Regions from separate parts of the Mus musculus genome. Here region 1 is linked to region 2. A link is a loop called in an ENCODE intact Hi-C map of the cell type or tissue named here. Cell type or tissue: gastrocnemius. All regions are shown on one strand. Each heading gives the region's core, and the rest is flanking DNA. Links, peaks and the distances in the headings are about the cores only.

Region 1 (5,378 bases), core at 262-5,261, 47 kb before region 2:
GAAGGAACAGGATGGGGACTTATAACGTCTCAAAGGAAAGCTCTGAAGCGCCCAAGAGAAGACTCGCTAGAAGAAACCCTTAACTTTCAAGGACTTAAACTGCTCATGCAGAAGTCATGAGGCTCAAATAATAACCATCTCTGCTGCGCTCTGAATGTGTGAAGTTCCCCACAGGCTCCTGTGCGTGCACATGTGCTCCCCAGTTAGTGGCGGTGTTGGGAGGCTGTGGAGCGGAGTCTTTGCTGGGGGGAGTGTCACCTCACTTCCTGCCCCATTCCGGAACTCTGACTGCAGACTCAGTGTGCGCAGCTACCTCGCTCTCCCTGGTTCCTGTGGCCATGCCTCCCTGTGTCCCTCAGACTATCAACCCAACTAAGCGCTTCCCGCTCCCTTAAGTTGAATTTTGTCAGATAACTGGTCACAACAACTAGGAAAGTTAGGAATAGAAAGAATATCTCATGTTTTAAATTAACATTTATTCCTGATGTGATCTTCCTAGGTAATGAAAAGAACAACAGGCTAAGCTAAACTTGCTTCTGGCTAAATTGATAATCTTCATTAGGAAAATTAATAGGAATTTGATTTTTTTTTGACAGAGAAATAGAGAAATGATAAAAAAAGGAACTAGAGTAGATGAATTTTACACATCACAAATTATACCCCACTTTACGATTTTAAATAACACTAACTTACATTTTAAGATGACAGTATTAAAGGTGTAAGCCATCATGCCAACCCTTGAAATTTTTTAAAATAAACATATTGTATATAAAAATTTGGCCAATCAGTAATGCCCTCCTGGCACTGATGGTATCTGTGGCAAACACAGATGTCTTCTAGTCACGCTCCCTCCGATACTTCACACACAGGAGGGCTAAGACAGCAAAACTATTCTAGAAGAAAATGTAGTGGGTAGATACACAGGCCGGTATATTTTTGTAAAATCTACAGAGTGTATAACCCAGGGAACCGACAGTAATGTAAATAATGATGAACTTAGAAACAATGTATCAACAGAGGCTCATAAACATATATAATGATGAACTTAGAAACAATGTATCAACAGAGACTCATAAACCGTAAGAGCCCCACAGCAGTAAGAGCAGTAAGAGTTACTTGTAACAGAGAAACACAGTAGGGTGGAGAGACACAGGACAATTCAGAGGGAATAGGCAGGGACCCATGCAAGCACCATACATCCTGTCAATGTAACACTCCTCTAAGGGCAATGGGATCGTGCCTTTAAGAGCTGGCGCTCCTCGCTCGTGGTTAAGGGCATGTACTGCTCCTGCAGAAAACCCAAGTTTGGTTCCCAGCACACATATCAGGAAGCTCACAGTTGGCCTGTAACTGCAGTTCCAGGGAATCTGATGCCTCTGACTTACTGAAGGAACCTGCTCTCACATGGACACATCCACATACAGAGACATACGATTTAAAGTTTAAAAAAAAAAAAAAACCCTCCTCAAAACTGAATCCTATTAACTAAAAAATAAATCATCCTCCCACCCTTTTAAAGATTTCAGTATCTCTCACTGGTTTGCAGAGCACACTATGCAGCAGGAAAGAGCAAAGCCCATTCCCAAGGCTTGGCCTCTGTGCGCAGAAAGTCTTTATCATGTCTGGAGAATATTTAGCATGGGTATTTTTCTTTTTCTTTCTCTACTTGGCTGACAGACCTCTCTGCCTAAGAAAACATGATGCAAGACATATTCAAATAAAAGCAAGAATGAGAGTGGACTTAAATCCTGCAGAGAGAAACCCAATCGATTGGGCCCATAAGGAAGGAGGTAGTCACTAGGTGCTCCCTAATTACAGCTGCTTTGGTGGGCAGCATGCTGGCGAAGCAGATGTGGGAGGCCATTAAAGCAGGGCTCCAACATCTGTTTACAATTTTGAGGCAATTGTAAATACAGCAGGGAAGGTCAATTGGGCCAATTAAGGCCGATGTGCAAACCCACCACTGTGGATTTCTTTCCAAGCTTAGATAGGCTTGACTCTTTCTCCGGGTATTTCCTATGACCACATGCGAAAAAAGGAAAAAAAAAATTAACACAGGAAATGAGCTTAATAATAACTTTTATCCATTTCAATGGTGACATTTTTTAAACAAAACAAAGCAAAAAAACGGCAGCAAACTTTGAGTTCACAGTCATAAATGTGCCCAGAGCCTGTGTTTTCTCCCTTACACTCCAAAGCTACCTCTCCACTCCCTTCCAGGGGGGTCTGTGTGAGGGACACCAGGGAGGCAAGGAATGATGAGAGACATCTTTTATCAGAATCAGGAGAGTCAGCGCAGTGACACAACCCCACGATGCTCAGACATCCCTTGGAACATTCCTGCTTCTCTCTTAGTGTCTTCAAGATAAACCTAGAACCTTCCAGAACACTCTTAGTCAATGTTGTAAAGACCAAGACTGTTTAAACAACACGATCCAGGACCCGGTGGTGGTGGCACACGCATTTAAGCCCAGCACTTGGGAGGCAGAGGCAGGCGGATTTCTGAGTTCGAAGCCAGCCTGGTCTACAGAGTGAGTTCCAGGACAGCCAGGGCTATACAGAGAAATCCTGTCTCACAAACAAACAAACAAACAAACAAACAAAAACACATTCCTGGTAAACCTGAACAGACAGTTGGTAGAGAGGACGAGGTGTCCATGGCATGGCAGGGTCATCTTTGGTGAAGTGGCAGCAGTTGGTAGGGGTGTTTGTAAGGAACAGGCATAGTGTATACCTTCCCCTTTGAATTCAGAATGGTGGCTACTGAGGTATTATCTCGCATTGGTTTTGGTAGCCCAGACCTCTAAATGCCTCTCTTTATGGAGAAGGGGAAAGGATCGTTGGCCAGACTTGGATTCAAGTTATGCATCTCCTGGTCAAGTGGCCGTAGAGCCTTTTTGCTCATCTGTAAAATGGGTTCTACCACCTTCTAGAGCTCTAAAACTCAATACATTGGACAATAAATGCTAGGTTCCTCTGTCCTCTTCTGGGGTCATCAAGACACTGCCCCAGGGGCTGGACTTGTGGCACCAATCATGGCAGCTGGTTCTCATGAATGTTGCTTCTACTTACTTCTAGGGAAAGTCTGTCCAAAGGGGAGGTCTGTCCAGGGGAAAGTCTGTCCGGAAGGAGGCCTGTCCAGGGGAAGTTCTGTCCAGGGGAAGGTCTGTCCAGAGGGATGTCTGTCCAGGGAAAAGTATGTCTGGAGGGAGGTCTGTCCAGGGGAAATTCTGTCCAGGGGAAGGTCTGTCCAGAGGGATGTCTGTCCAGGGGAACGTATGTCGAGAGGGAGGTCTGTCCAGAGAAAGATCTGTATGGGAGGAACTCTGTCCAGAGAAAGGTCTGTCCAGGGGAAGGTCTGTCCAGGGGAAGGTCTTTCCAGAGGGAGGTCTTTCCAGGGAGAGGTCTGTCCAGAGGGAGGTCTGTCCAAGGAGAGGTCTGTCCAGGGAGAGGTCTGTCCAGAGGGAGGTCTGTCCAAGGAGAGGTCTGTCCAGGGAGAGGTCTGTCCAAGGGGAAGTCCATCTAGACTCGGGGATGTTGTTCCTATATACTATTACCTACTTTGGTTTTGGTTAAGCAAGCAATGTAGCTGATGAAAGCATGCGGCTGGTCCTAACAGTGGCAGCGGAATGGAAGACTTGGTCCTAACTGTGACACAGCGGTGAAGGGAAGACAATACAGCCCCTAGGAATCTACACAGAAAAAGAATTTTTTGCCTTATGCCTTCTTTTTACTCTTCAACCTTGAGACTCAGCCCCTCTGGCCTGAGCTCAAATAAAGAGTCCCCTGTCTAAATAACTGCTAAACCTGAGAGCAAACAGCTCAGCCACATGTAGTTCTGCTGCGACAACCCTGTCAATAACCCGGACCTTGGGCCTGATTGGTCCAACAATGCTGGCATCCCTCTAGCAAGCAGGGAGAATTGCAAAGAGCCATTCCAAGTACAGCTCTCACAAGGTTTGTAGCCTTTTCAGAAACACAAAAATCTAAGTCAGTTGGCTGGCTGGCCCAAGGCATTCAGCTTAAACCGATTTTATAAATAGTGGGAGTTGGAACACTCACACTGCATGGTATGAAATGATAAAAAGAAGAGGTCTCCTGTCCTCCCAGCCCAGGAGAAAGCCTGGTAAATTTTGATCTTATTTAGATGCAAACATAAACTTTTTAATTATAAAAAAATGGGTAATGCTATATGTATTATTTTTGGATGTGTTTTACGATCTGTTAGAGCTATGTAATAGATGTATAGAATGTATAATTAGCTATGTATAAAATATATATACTGGACATGGGTGGTGTTTCCTGTATTATAAATCATGGATCAACAAACAGCCACACACATACACGTCACCCCATTGTCCTCGGGTTAAATTCCTAAGAACTGGGTTGTAGCGTTCAAGAGTACACACAATGGAGGTATTTAACGCACAAGGTAGCCAAGGAGGCTATATTAAATCCACAAGTACAAGAGCATCCTTAGCCTGGTGCTGCTGCCCAAATAACTTGTGTGGGGTAGAGCACGGATTGCACACTCACCCGTGTGGATGTCTGAGATCTGAACTTAAGTCCTCACGCTGATATAGCAAGAGCTTTGCCTGCTGAGCCATCCCTCCAACCCCCGAGGAACTTTAATCCCTACTAATTTAGCATGCAAAAAAAATGTGTTATTTCTATTTTTATTAATAATGACATCTAGATCTTTCCCACATTTGTACTGGGCGCCTGATGTTCTTGAGAAAGCGCTCAATTCCTGGACCCACAATAGAAACATTAACCCTTCGATGGCAGCATTCCCCATACGTTCTCCTCCACTGATCAACGGAACATTGGTGGCGGGAGCTGACACACAGCTGTATCATCAGGCCAGGCGCGTAGGCCTCTCTGGCTTTGCTTGGATCTTTAACCTTTAAGGAGCTTTCCTTCCTATGAGTAAACAATCTTCCACACTGGCTGACGGTGCTGTTGTCCTGGCTTGGTTTCCTATGGATACATCTCTCTGTATTGTTTGAGAGATCTCTGCAATCCCTCTCCTCTTCCTCCTCCCCTCCACTTTTCCTCCCCACTTCTGGACGGTGCTTATTTTAATTGCGGTGATTGGGAGAGCAAAGCAGAGCTGAGGAAAAAAAACCCAGAAACCCCAAAGGAGGGGGAAAGAGGTGAGAAGGCTTCTAAAAATAACATTAGGCAGACACAGGCTAAATGCACGTCTAATTTGCTCCTTAGTTAATGAAGGAGAAAATGGAGATTTTGAAGAAAACGTCCATTCTAGAACTGCAATAATGAAACCCCACTGAAGACAACACCAACATTCTTGTTATTCATGGAAATCCAATCCTAAAATAATAAGGGATGTATTGATACAACAGTACTATGAATAA
Region 2 (5,378 bases), core at 78-5,077:
AACACACATTGCAAACATACAAATATCTATCTATTCTCTCCACATGTCAGCGCCCATTCATCATTGTTTTGGAAATGGGGAGAATAGATTCCCCTTAAATTGCAAGTCAGTAGGTGTTTCTTTACAGTTAACTTTAGCAAAATTCATACAAAATAGTAATTAACAATGATCTTCTTCACGTGTTAACTCACAAGGAAACACCTTTGAAACTGCATTTTGTTAAAGTTTCTGTACTAAAATGTACAAAAACTGAACTACACAAATATTGAAAAGTTAAAAATTCCTTAATTTTTTATTCCTGGTACCACTACCACAATTTACAGGGCAATATACCTGATGTAATGAAAAGAAAAAGAAAAAGACAAAGCTACAACAGATAAAAGACCTCAGGAATGTACATCTAATTGACACTACATTGCATTAATCAATAGCTGCACTTTTTGCAAACTGTGGCTATGACAGTCCTGAACAAGAAGGGTTTCCTGTTTAAGCTGCAGTAACTTTTCTGACTATGGATCATCGTTCCTTCTGTGGCAGATTTTTACAGTTCCTCTAATGCATTTGGGACGACTGTCTCAAAGTAACCTGCAGCTTTCCTGACAACTCCTCGCTCTCTCTCCTGCTAAGAACTGTAGCCGTTTCTGCTTTATTTTAAAACCTTCTGCTACCATATCCACCACTTCCACCTCCAGATCCATAGCCACCACCATAGGGACTGCCTGAGCTTCGTCCACCAAAACTGCCCCCCTTCATGGGTCCATAATTTGATTGTTGCTGTCCACTATAATTTCCAAAGTCATTATAGTTTCCACCACCACCATAGTTACCTCCACCAAAATTTCCTCCTTCATTGTAACCATCATAGCCTCCTCCTCCACCACCATATCCACCACCCTGGTTTCCATATCCTGGTCCACCACCTCCATAACCTCCTCTACTACTGTAACCAGGACCACCACCATAGTTGCCACCATCACCTCCAAATCCATTATATCCACCATCACCACCTCCATAACTACCCTTGCTGCCACCACCTCCACCACCATAGCCACCTCTTCCACCAAAGTTTCCTCCACGACCAAAGTTTCCTCCACCACCTCCAAAGTTTCCTCCACGACCCATAAAGTTGCCAGATCCACCTCCACGACCTCTCTGTGATCCAGCAGACTGCATCTCTTGTTTAGAAAGGGCCTTTTTCACTTCACAATTATGCCCATTAATAGTGTGGTATTTTTGAACAACAATTTTATCAACTGTGTCATGATCATCAAAAGTTACAAAAGCAAATCCTCTCTTTTTCCCACTCTGCCTGTCTTCCATAACCTCTATGGTTTCAATATTGCCATACTTTTCAAAGTAGTCTCTCAGGTTATATTCTTCCGTATCCTCTTTAATACCACCAACAAAAATTTTCTTCACCGTTAAATGGGCACCAGGCTTTACAGAATCCTCTCTAGAAACAGCTCTCTTTGGTTCCACCACACGCCCATCAACCCTGTGTGGCCGAGCACACATTGCAGCATCCACCTCTTCAACACAAGAGTAGGTCACAAAACCAAAGCCTCTGGAACGTTTTGTTTGGGGATCTCTCATTACCACACAGTCTGTAAGTGTGCCCCATTTCTCAAAATGTTCTCTTAAGCTATCATCTGTGGTTTCAAAGCTCAGACCACCAATAAACAGCTTCCTCAGCTGCTCTGGTTCCTTTGGATCATGGCCCTCCATTTTGAGACCGGACTCGCCTCTTCCAACTCGAGTTCAATATGGGACCTGGTCGTGGTGTCTTATCACAGCGACAGAACGGTAACTCAAACTGCCACCGTCTCCAAAGCACCTGGCCCTCCCAAGCACTGCTCTAGGTAATGCAAACCAGAGGACGTCACTGTGTGCCTCGGACCTCCCACCGGACAGAAAAGATCGCCTAAGAAAGCCAAGGTGGTCGTCCTGTGCCCCCACTGAAAGCAGCCAGAGGAGAGCTCCACTCAGCAGGGTGTGCTAGCGCCATGAGAGAGGCAGAGGCAGGTGGGTCTCTGTGAGTTTGAAGCCAGCCTGCTCTACAGAGTGAGTTCCAGGACAGGGAGGGTTATATAAAGACTCTGGAAGGCAGGGAAGGGGGGAGAAGGAGAGAGGGGGGGGGAGAGAGGGAGTGGGGGAGACTGAGAACTAACTCCAGGTAACCAGGTAAAACCAGATTCTTGGCTTTGCCACTGAAAATTCAGGACAAGTCAGTAGTGAGCAGAGTTGAAGTTTATTAAAATCAATAGTTTGTGCCTGTTTGCACATAATATGCATGTACATTATAAAATGTGTGTGTTTGTGTATGTGACTGTGACACACGTTTGCCACAGCAGACGCTTGAAGACAGCCCCTTGTCCTTCTACTCCATCTGGGACAGGATCTCTTGTTTGACACATACCAGGCTGGCTGGCCCTGCAAACTCCCAGCACCCTCTGGTGTCTGCCTCTCACCTCACTACAGGAAGACAACACTAGATTACATGGACTCTGGGATTTGAGCCCAGGCCCTCAATTTGCACAGCAGGAATTTTATGCATGGAGCCATCTCCCCACCTCTGAGAGACCTGTTTAACATATAAGAAAAGGAGTTATTAGAAAGATGTTCTGAGAGAAAGCGAGGCATGTCCAAGAATAGTCACAGTGTGCACCTGGCAGGACTCCAGTTCACGAGGTAAAGCTAGAAGACCTGGGATGTAAGAAGTCAGAGACTCTCCACCTTAAGCAAAGCCTATTCGTGAGTTGCCTATAAAACATCCGAGGGAGGAGTGGGCCTTTGCTAGGGGCCATATACAGTGGGGCCTGAAACCTCTTTCCAATTAACACTCTTGTGCATGCCTTTGAAAGTGATGGGGGAAGGGGAGGGGACCTACTGTATCCTCCAGCACCTTTGGCCTTATGCCCTCAAGGCAGGGTGTCTCCCTGACCCCAGACCTCACTGTGTCTGACTGGGGGTGGCCCCAGGATCTCCTTATCTCTGCTACAGAGTGCTGGGGTTACAGGCCAGTGAAGCCACATGCAGAAGTTTTGTCTGTGTGTTTGTTTTAAGATTTTATTATTTTCGTGTGTTTGAGTGTTTCAACAGTTGTGAGCCACCCTGTAGATGCTGGGAACCAAACTCAGGTCCTCTGTAAAAGTAGTAAGCGCACTTAGTCACAGAGCTACCCACAGCCCCTGCACCCGGGTTTTGCTAGTACTTGGGACCCAAACCACCAGGTCCCCACGCTTCCAAAGCAAACGCTCTTGCTCACTGAGTCACCTCCTGTGTGTGTGTGTGTGTGTGTGTGTGTGTGTGTGTGTGTGTGTGTAGGCCAGAGAAAAGCTTACAGGAGTGAGTCCATTCTCTTTCAGCTAGGTGAGTCTTTGGGATCACAGTTGGTCAGGCTTGGCAGCAAGCCCCTTTACCCACTGAGCCCTCTTGTCAGCCTCCCAGCTATGTTGGTACTCTTCACAGCAAATGTTGGCTCTCAGCTCGCCAGGGGCTTTAGACTCCGGGGGGGGGGGGGGCTGGAGGGGAGTACTCCTCTCCCTCCCCACGCCACCATAACATCCCACCTGTCCAACCTGCCTCACAATCACACAGGCAACAAGTGGCAGAGCTGGAACTTGATGCCATGAAACCAAATCCACCTGCCCCGGAATTCTTGCTCTTATTCCTCCCCACGGTCTCCAGCAATGGCCCCCCGCCTTACTCAGGTCCAAGTAACACAGACTATTATGGCCTGCTAACAGTGCCCCAGACAGATGCAAACTCTGGCAAGTGCAAGTTGGGGGTAGTGATAATACAGGGGTGCAGCTTGGAGCTCAGTACGAGGAACTTCAATCTGAAGCTTGGATTCGCCATCTCCCTGCTGCTTCTATTCTGACAGATGACATCTCTCACACAGAACAAAGTTTATCGCGTAGCAGAGTTACTCCTGGCCTCACGGCGATCCGGTTTGGGCAGGATATAGTGCGTTCAGAATGTCCAATAAAGATCTCTTCACGGAAGTGTGGGCAGAGTTGAAAGAATCAGAGTGAGGGGCAATGAGGCACCCGGGGCCCACAGGACGGGAGGAGCAAACGGGAAGAGCCTCTCATTGGGGCTACGAGCACACGGAACACAGAACAGCCTCACAATGGAACCCACCAGAGGTGGGCGCGGGAGGACCCCGACCCTCGGACAGTGCAGAGGGTGAGGGAGGACTGGGCGCTGACTGGGGAGGGTACTCACAGACCAGGCCTGGCTTCTGTCCCTGCTGCCATCTGCCTTTCTGCACACTCTGATCCTCTCTGCCAGAACCTAGGCCAAACTGGAACAGGAACTCTGCGACTCTTAGCTACCTTTCCGTTGTGTCCAAACACAATGAGATAAAGCCGACGGGCTTATGGAAGGAATGGTGGATTTGAGAGGTGGTGGGATTTGAGCGGGTAGTTTCTCCTGGCTGGGAGGCACAACAGTGGGAGCGGTGGCCAGAACAGGAAGCTGAGAGCTCACGCCCTCAACTGTGGGCACGAGACAGAGAGAGGGAACTGAGAGTGAGGTTAGGCAGCGACTCCGAGACCACCCCCTGGTGACTACACCCCTGCAGTAAAGCCACACCCCTGAAGAAACACCCTGAGTCCCCAAGGGTGAGACCAGGGGACACACCTCATTTAAACCACCACAGTCTACTATACACACCACCTGTGAGATGAATCTGAGGGGCGTGCTCCTCCCCATCTCCATCCACACCAGTGCCTCTGCGAAGTAGGCACTCAGTATGTGTCCAGTAAAGTGATAGCCTGGCTCAGTTGTAGTAAAAGGCCCTAGATTTACTACTTTCTACCCCTCCACCACCCCCAACCCTTCCCCCACCGACCCCCACCACCCTGCCAACTAGTGAAGACCACAAAGGGCTTGAGGGGAAACAGTAACAGGAGAAATGAATAAGTCATTTCTAACGAGGCTGGTTTTATGGGCCTCACACCTCCTCCGGGCCAACCAGGCTAGTTCTAGGAGCACAGGGAAGGGGAGGGCTCCTAGACAAAGGGAGGCTTTAGGCAGGAATCAGGCGCTGCCCTTACAACAAGAGGGGTGGACTTCCACTCACAGGACTCCTGGGTTTGGGTCGGCATCCGCAGGAGTCTCCAAGGCCTTCATTAGCCGTGCCTTATGCGAAACGCCCGCCATTTGTCAGAGTCCAACACAAACCAACTTCTGACAGTTTGGGGAATGTGAAGGGGGCAAAGCCAAGGAAACCATGCCTGGGGTGCCAGTTGGAAAAGCCTGCTCAGCTCTCCCGGAAGTGGACTCACCTGGCCTCTTCGTACTTCCTGCTATGGTCTGGGTGTATCCCACAAGTTCCTAGTCATGGCTCAAATTCCATAATGCAGCAGTGTTGG

Evidence for each region. Peaks named below come from ENCODE experiments on the same cell type or tissue, not always from the same donor. Only the 100,000 strongest peaks of a DNase experiment are listed, where the experiment ranks them.
Region 1: it touches region 2 in a loop (2.0-fold over the local background); 3 of 42 quality-filtered maps call a loop at or near these places.

Annotation. Positions count from the first base shown.
Region 1 is chr16:94,194,234-94,199,611 of GRCm38, forward strand. The region is part of intron 6 of Hlcs (holocarboxylase synthetase (biotin- [propriony-Coenzyme A-carboxylase (ATP-hydrolysing)] ligase)); the gene reads right to left. Among named protein-coding and RNA genes, the nearest start is that of Hlcs, 93 kb to the right of the region's middle. In gastrocnemius, for the core only: no CTCF peak of the experiment used is centred there; no DNase peak of the experiment used is centred there; H3K27ac peaks cover 600 bases.
Region 2 is chr16:94,241,623-94,247,000 of GRCm38, forward strand. All of the region lies in intron 5 of Hlcs (holocarboxylase synthetase (biotin- [propriony-Coenzyme A-carboxylase (ATP-hydrolysing)] ligase)), which reads right to left. It also overlaps the pseudogene Gm6363. Among named protein-coding and RNA genes, the nearest start is that of Hlcs, 46 kb to the right of the region's middle. In gastrocnemius, for the core only: a CTCF peak has its summit at 2,464 (motif pointing left); a DNase peak (open chromatin) is centred at 4,233; H3K4me3 peaks cover 568 bases; H3K27ac peaks cover 364 bases.